3 separate regions of the Homo sapiens genome follow, and regions 1 and 2 are each linked to region 3. A link is a loop called in an ENCODE intact Hi-C map of the cell type or tissue named here. Cell type or tissue: CD14-positive monocyte. All regions are shown on one strand.

Region 1 (2,500 bases), 85 kb before region 3:
ATTTTGGATTTTCAAATTAGGAATGCTCAAGTTGTATATACATTATAGAGGTAGCACAGTAATGATGATCCAGGGAAACCATCACTAAGAAGTTGATATTTGAGCAGGGTTTTTCAGGAGTTCCCCACGTGACCAAGGAATAGAAAGAAAGAAAGGGTATTCTGGGTACAGAGAATAGCACATACAGAAACATGGATGCAAAACATCATGTGAGGAAGACCAGTGAGGTAAAATTTTAAGTCAAGTACTATTTGAAGCAAATCGTTTTTCTGGGAAAACTGAAATAACTTTTATTGGGACTGTTCCATTTTTTACCTGGGATGAGCCTCTATTTAAAAATTAATATTCCGATTGGGCGTGGTGGCTCACAACTGTAATCTCAACACTTTGGGTGGCTGAGGTGGGTGGATCACTTGAGACCAGAAGTTTGAGACCAGCCTGGCCAACATGGTGAAACCCTGTCTCTAGTAAAAATACAAAAAGAAAAAAAAAATTAGCTGGGCGTTGTGGCACATACCTGTAGTCCCAGCTACTTGGGAGGCTGAGGCAGGAGAATTGCTTGAACCCAGGAGGCGGAGGTTGCACTGAACTGAGATTGTGCCACTGCACTCCTGGGCGAAAGAGCAAGACTGTTTCAAAAAAAATTAATATTTCTGTAAAACACCCTTCATTATTAGAGGAGAGAGGTAAATATACCCTTCTTGATGGCTCAAAGTCATGTGATAAATCTTCACAAATTGAATTTTAGCAAATTACATAATGAACAAGTGAGATATAGAAAGCTGTTTTTGAAAGAGACAGTAAATAACTGCATTTTTGCTGAATTTTTTTCAAAAACAATGAGAAAATAATTTCCTCCTGAAACGATATAAAGCGTCCATAGTGAAAAGTCCTTGGTGTTTATAATTAATCCAGAGTCTTATTGTATTGCATTATATTGTATTGCATTGTATTGCTCTGTACTTAGTCAAGATAAACTAATAGACCGGCTGCAGTGGCTCACACCTGTAATCCCAGCACTTTGGGAGGCCAAGGTTGGCGGATCACTTGAGCCCAGGAGTTTGAGACCAGCCTAGACAACAGGGCAAAACCTGGGTCTCTATAAAAGATGCAAAACTTAGCTGGTCATGGTGGTTGCATGCTTGTAGTCCCAGCTACTGGGAGGCTGAGAGGTGGAAGGATCACTTGAGACTCAGAGATTGAGGCTGCAACGAGCCATGATTGTGCTACTGCACTCCAGCCTGGGCGACAGAGCAACCCTGTCTCAAAAAAAATAAAAGATAAATTAAAAATAATCATATGAGTCTTATGAGGGAGGGAAAGTGGGTAAATGGACACAAAAAAAATTAGAAAGAATAAGACCTAGTGTTTGCTAGCACAACAGAGTGACTATAGTCAAAAGTAATTTAATTATACATTTAAAAATAACCAAAAGAGTATTATCAGATTGTTTGTAACACAAAGGTTAAATGCTTGAGGTGATGGATTCCCCATTTACCCTGGTATGATTATTACATGCCTCTGTCAAAATATCTCATGTAACTCATAAATATACACACCTATTATGTACCCACAAAAATTAAAAATACAAATTAAGGCAAGGCATAGTGGCTCACGCCTGTAATCCCAGCACTTTAGGAGGCCTAGGTAGGCGCTCCACCTGAGCCCAGGAGTTTGAGACCAGCCTGGGCAACATAGGGAGACCCCGCCTCAGCAAAGAGTGATGGTGCACACCTGTGGTCCCAGCTATTGGGAGATGGAGGTGGGAGGATCACTTGACCCTGGGAATTTGAGTTTGCAGAGAGCCATGATCGTATCACTGCACTTCACCCTGGGTGACAGATTGAGACCCTACTCAAAATAAATAATGAATAAAATAAAATAAAAATGTTTAAAAAACATAAGAAAAATTATAAATCTAAAAAGAATAAAGCATCAGTGGCAAAATACATATTTATACATAGTTATGAATTATATATTTAGAAGATATAGGAACTTTTCAGGGGTTAGCTAGGTTCCACAGAATAAATTGTATTTATTGACTTTTTCTGTCATTCCCAGAAGGACTTGCTTAAGATGTGGAACTATTTTTCCTTTGAAAAATAAAACAGCTCTTTGAACCTTAACTGAAAACTATAGTTTTGTTTCTAACAATTTTGCAGGAGAGCTAGACTCCATTTTTCAGTTGAGAAGTTTTGGGTTTATAAATCCACAGTATTTTGAATTTACATATATCCATCAAATACACATTCAGGTCAAAAAATTGAGGATATATTTATAGATCACATGAAATAGCCAATTGATAAACTGACACATACGTCAACATAATTACATATAAGAAACAAAATTTTACTTTCAAATGACAGATTTTTATCTGCAGAGTAAAAGATCTTTATGCAAAAGCAAGATAGAGGAGATTCCTCAAGGATCTAGAAGCCTATTAGAAGCGGTAGAGTATAATAAGGAAGGAGAATTTAAATTGTACTTTCTATACTCCCTC
Region 2 (2,500 bases), 570 kb before region 3:
CTCTTATGTATCCCCCAACCCAAAGAGCCTGGTCCATGGTCTTTCCAGATCAATCCCAACCATTTCCCTCAAGCAGCCAGCCCCTACCCACAGGGAACAGTCATAAGTCCTGAATCCATTCTCATTCCAACTGTGTACTTCACCCAAGTCTGCGTCATTCAGTCTGGAGGGGTCCCAGGGATGCGGCTAGGCTTTTAGCAATGCTGTACTCAGCTTGTACTGCAGGAGCAGGCAACTATCACTGCTGCTCTTGGTATTGAGGACTACTATGGTCTTGTGTCCTGACTTGCTTCTCAATATTATCTCCAGTATAACCTGTTGGCTTATCATCATGTTGTTTAAGCATGAGACCTATTAGAATAAGCACATGCATATTTCTCATAGACAGTTATTGCACTTTTTGGAGAAGAGATTAAACAAGAAAATATTTCTTTAATGTTATGAGTTGAATTGTGTCTCCCGCAAAACTCATATATGAAAGTCCTAACCCCCAGTACCTCCAAATGTTACTTTATTTGGAATATATCTGTCATTGCAGATATACTTAGATGAGATGAGGTCATACTAGAGTAGGGTGGGCCCTTAATCCAATATGACTGGTGTCTTTATAAAAGAATGCCATGACTGAGACAGACACACACAGGGAGGATGAAGGCAAAAATCTGTACAAGCCAAGAAACACCAAAGATTTCCAGAAAACCACTAGAAATTGGCAAAGAGACATAGAACAGGCTCTTCTGCACAGCCCTCTGAGGGAAAAACCCTATTGACACCTTAATCTGGGGCTTCTAGCCTCCAGGACTGTCAGACAAGACATTTCTACTGTTTAAGCCACCTAGTTTGTGGTACTTTGTAATGGCAGCCCTAGAAAACTAACACACTTAAGTGTCCATACACTGCTTTTCTCCTCTGAAATTAGGAATTCCATTATTGTGTTTGTGTTCTCCACGCCCCTCCATTCCACCCCCAGCCACCATTGCCTTGGGGCCCACCAGAATAACATGAGATGAAATGCCTTTTAACAACTGGTTTGTTACCTGTATCACCCAAAATGAGCTCTGGACTGATCATTGTTGCAAAGATTCCATTGACTTTTTGGTCATATGAAGTTTTCTTTTGGGTGGGACATGGAGTGAAGAGTGGGGAGGATGTGGCCAATATTTCTAATAATGTTAGATGATCTTGGTACTTTAGGCTGCTTTGTTTTTTTTCTAAAAGGCCAATGGCCAGCCAGGAATGATGTGTAAAGTCAGCAATGGAAATTATTAACTGTCTAGCCAACACTGTCACCTATCTTTGACCTTTTTGATGGAACCGAACTTGGGTCAGTGGAGTTGATTGAGATCTCTTGAAGAGGGCCTCCTAGCAGAGGAGCCCTCTAGCATGCAGTACTCCATGTGTGCCAGAAGGTGTCGCTCCATCACAGCTGGTACTGGAAAGAAAGCCCTGCTCCTCACTAAATCCATTTCTTTTAAATCTAAGACCAAGTAGTTAGTCAGCTGTGGCCAATTGTGTATTTTCCTCATGTCATTACCCAGAGAAGATATGATCAGCTATTCAAATTATGATTAAATTATTGAGGTCATTTTAAAATTAATTTATCTTACAGTCAGGTATTTTAAGATTCTTAGTAAAGTGTGTGTTTATGCTAGGAACTTTTCAAAGTGGGAGTGGGGGGCAATGTATGTCTTGCTTTCTTTCAGGATAAAGTTGTTCTAGAGATCTAGTTTCCAAGAAGAAATCTGTCAAAATGTTTTGAAAAAGTAAAGCCAACACTTGGCATTTAAGGGACTGCTTCAGAGACTGGAGCCATGGAGATTGACTGCCTTCATTCACTAGGTGATCTGATGGGGGAGGACAATAGTGCACAGAGGTAGGCAGGAAACAGGCTCTAAAGGTATATTTGACTGCTCTCTAGGTATATGGCACACCTTTCCTTAGATTATTCTCTTCCACTGGGGGAAAATGATCATAATGAATGGCCTTCATAAATACAGAGTTATACGTGCAGAAAGAAAAACACACCTCCTCAACCCAGCCCTTCTGGGGTGGGCTCTGGACAGACAGAAGTTAATTCTTTAAACTGCTCATCTACTGCTTATAAAGACTAATCTCCAAGAATTTCATTTTGTTCAAAGTAAAGGCAAACTGACAATCAGTGCTTCTGCTTGGAGTTTATGTTGCTAAAAAGCAGCCATCAGATTTATACTACCTATTGTTGGAAAGACACTCTAATGGGTCTGATTTTAAATATATATATATATATAAACAATAGGTTTCTGGTTAAGGCCTGGAAACAGAAAATCAACAAAGAAGAATGGATCTTGATCTGCAAAGTGAAGCACTCTCTCAGTTGAGGGAAGAGAAAGATGCTGGAGAGGTTGAACTTGGAGAAATGGTTCTCATTCCTCATATGAACTTAGACTCTTCCATCTCTGATTGTTTATCCTTAAAGGGTGTATATGTGGGGCTGGGAGAAGACATCCATTAGGAGCTTGCA
Region 3 (2,500 bases):
TTTGCATAAAAAGGTTGCCAGCCCCTATTCTAGAATTATTGAAATCACATCCCTACCACTCCATGGCCAGTAAATTGAAAGATGCAAGGAAAGACAAATTAAATTGATTTAATTGGGTGTGAGGTGGGATAGGATCAAATGAGAGATAAAATGTTTATTTCAGTTTTTAGGTTGAAGTGTAATTAAGTTATTATTTTACAATATTCTCCTCGACTTACCTATTATAGCCATTTGAAAATTAAGGAAAATGAGGAGAAAACAGAAGAAATGAGTCAGAAAGGAGCTATCACTTGAAAAAAGAGATACAATACATAGAAGAAAGAATGGAAAAGAGATCAAGAAAGGACCATGCATTCTCTGAGTTAATGCTTTTTTGGAGCAAGGAGACAATACACCAGCGATTCCAAAATAATTGTTGGTTATGGCATTTCAACGAGTTTTCCTAGTACTTTATTTAAAAAGTGAAGTAACGGCTGGGTGCGGTGGCTCACGCCTGTAATCCCAGCACTTTGGGAGGCTGAGGTGGGTGAATCACGAGGTCAGGAGTTCAAGACCAGCCTGGCCAACATAGTGAAACCACATCTCTACTTAAAAAAAATACAAAAATTAGCCGGGCATGATGGTGCGTGCCTGTAGTCCCAGCTACTTGGGAGGCTGGGGCAGGAGAATCACTTGAACCCGGGAGGCAGAGGTTGCAATGAGCTGAGATCACACCACTGTACTCTAGCTTGAGCGACACAGCAAGACTTTGTCTCCAAAAAAAAAAAAAAAAAAAAAAAGGTGAAATAACATGTGAAAACAGTATATAAAATTTATTGTTTTTCTGAAATCTCTGATTTAATAGGAACTAAAATGTAAGCCAATTAATTATAAAGAATTCCAGTGAAACCTAGCTATTTTATTTTTCATGTTGAATAGAATTTACTACAAAACCAAAGAGGTCACCCAAAAAAGAGAAACTTTTTAATATGAGACCCAAAAGTTCTCTTTTCTTAGCTGCTTTACCTTTTTAACCTGTTCTCCAGTTAAGCACTATGTTTTAAATTTTTCTGGTCTTTTTATAGGTGTGTTTAAGCAGAGGAAAATTATTAGTTGAAAAAGCTATCAAGGACCATGTAAGTAGGAACTATAAAGATTCACATTGTACATTTTGTTATTAAAAACTCAACTGGAAATTACAGATATTCTTGAAATTTTCCTTTCCACATTTTTAGGCAAAAACCTGAATCTCAGCATATATTTTATTTTACAAAGTAAAGAACTTACTTTTCATGTAGAAACATCCCCATCTTGTGGCCTTTTAAAATATTACTGGAAACTTAAAACTTGCCTTATAGTTTTCATTAAATTACCAAGGATGTGGGTATAAAGTGGGATTGATTTTAGGAATTCTATAGAAAATCTTGATGTCCTAGCTATTGTAACTCTATAGGGTCTGTTACAAATAACTGCCTTAGTGACATTAAACTTCAAATAATTGAATTTTTATTAAAATTTAGCTCATCTTAAATAATTTCCTAGAACAACCATAAAACTTTTTTTTTTACAGGATTTTATTCCTTCAAATAGTATATTATCAAATGCCTTGTCATGGGGAGTAAAAATTCTTCATATTGATGGTAAGGATTTTATAATTGTTTTTTGACAGTATTTGTTTTAAGTGTCCATGTCTGTCCTTTGGTTCCTGACTTTACATAGTGAAATTTTGATAGCAGGGATGTCTTAATCTGTTTCCTATTGCTTATAACAGAATACCTGAAACTGGGTAATGTACAAAGAAAAGGAATTTATTTCTTACAGTTATGGAGACTAAGAAGTCCTGGGTCAAAGGGCTGCATCTGGTGAGGGCCTTCTTGTTGGTGGAGACTCTGCAGAGTCTTGAGGCAGCACAGAGTATCACATGGTGAGGGGCTGAGTGTGCTAGCTCAGGTCTCTCTTTCTCTTTTTATAAAGATATCAGGTCCACTCCCATGATAACCCATTAATCCATGAATTCCCTCTTAAAGGTCCCATCTCTCAGTAAGTACTGTCACACTGGGGGTTAAATTTCAACATGAGTTTTAGAGGAGACAAACATTCAGACCATAGCATAAGAGATACCTATAATGGTAAATTCTTTATCTAATTTAACTACAAGAAAATATCACTGTTTAACTCCAAGAGTAAAATTGCTAATCTTAAAACCTTCTTTCTTTTAATAAAGACATTAGATACTACATTGAACAAAAGAAAAAAGAGTTGTATTTACTCAAGAAATCAAGTACTTCAGTAAGAGATGGGGTATGTTTTCTTTTTCAATTTTTAAAGTGACCAAGCTTGGTTTTTTTACTTACGTATTTGCAAAGTTTTCCTCCCAAGCAGAAAATATCCTAGGGGCAAGCCTGTGTATGATGTGCCTGTTTCTGTTATTCAAATAAATCGAGTGTCATTTAACTTTAGGGTTGTACTCACCAGGTAAAAGTTGTTCCTGGAATAGTGGCATAGGTCGCTTCCTCAGCCC

The links. A loop is a pair of places that touch in the nucleus more often than their neighbours do. Peaks named below come from ENCODE experiments on the same cell type or tissue, not always from the same donor. Only the 100,000 strongest peaks of a DNase experiment are listed, where the experiment ranks them.
Region 1: a loop joins it to region 3, with 5 times the contacts of the local background. A loop is called at or near these places in 69 of 110 quality-filtered maps.
Region 2: it touches region 3 in a loop (4-fold over the local background); 31 of 110 quality-filtered maps call a loop at or near these places.

Annotation. Positions count from the first base shown.
Region 1 is chr7:87,801,127-87,803,626 of GRCh38, forward strand. All of the region lies in intron 8 of RUNDC3B (RUN domain containing 3B), which reads left to right. Among named protein-coding and RNA genes, the nearest start is that of SLC25A40, 74 kb to the right of the region's middle. In CD14-positive monocyte, no CTCF peak of the experiment used is centred here; no DNase peak of the experiment used is centred here.
Region 2 is chr7:87,311,051-87,313,550 of GRCh38, forward strand. No RefSeq gene overlaps it. Among named protein-coding and RNA genes, the nearest start is that of TP53TG1, 33 kb to the right of the region's middle. In CD14-positive monocyte, CTCF peaks have their summits at 1,413 (motif pointing right) and 1,614; a DNase peak (open chromatin) is centred at 1,421.
Region 3 is chr7:87,885,780-87,888,279 of GRCh38, forward strand. DBF4 (DBF4-CDC7 kinase regulatory subunit) reads left to right here. Exons shown (of 12, transcript NM_006716.4): 4 at 1,065-1,115; 5 at 1,550-1,619; 6 at 2,204-2,280. Among named protein-coding and RNA genes, the nearest start is that of DBF4, 11 kb to the left of the region's middle. In CD14-positive monocyte, CTCF peaks have their summits at 1,294 (motif pointing left) and 1,494; no DNase peak of the experiment used is centred here; H3K27ac peaks cover 348 bases.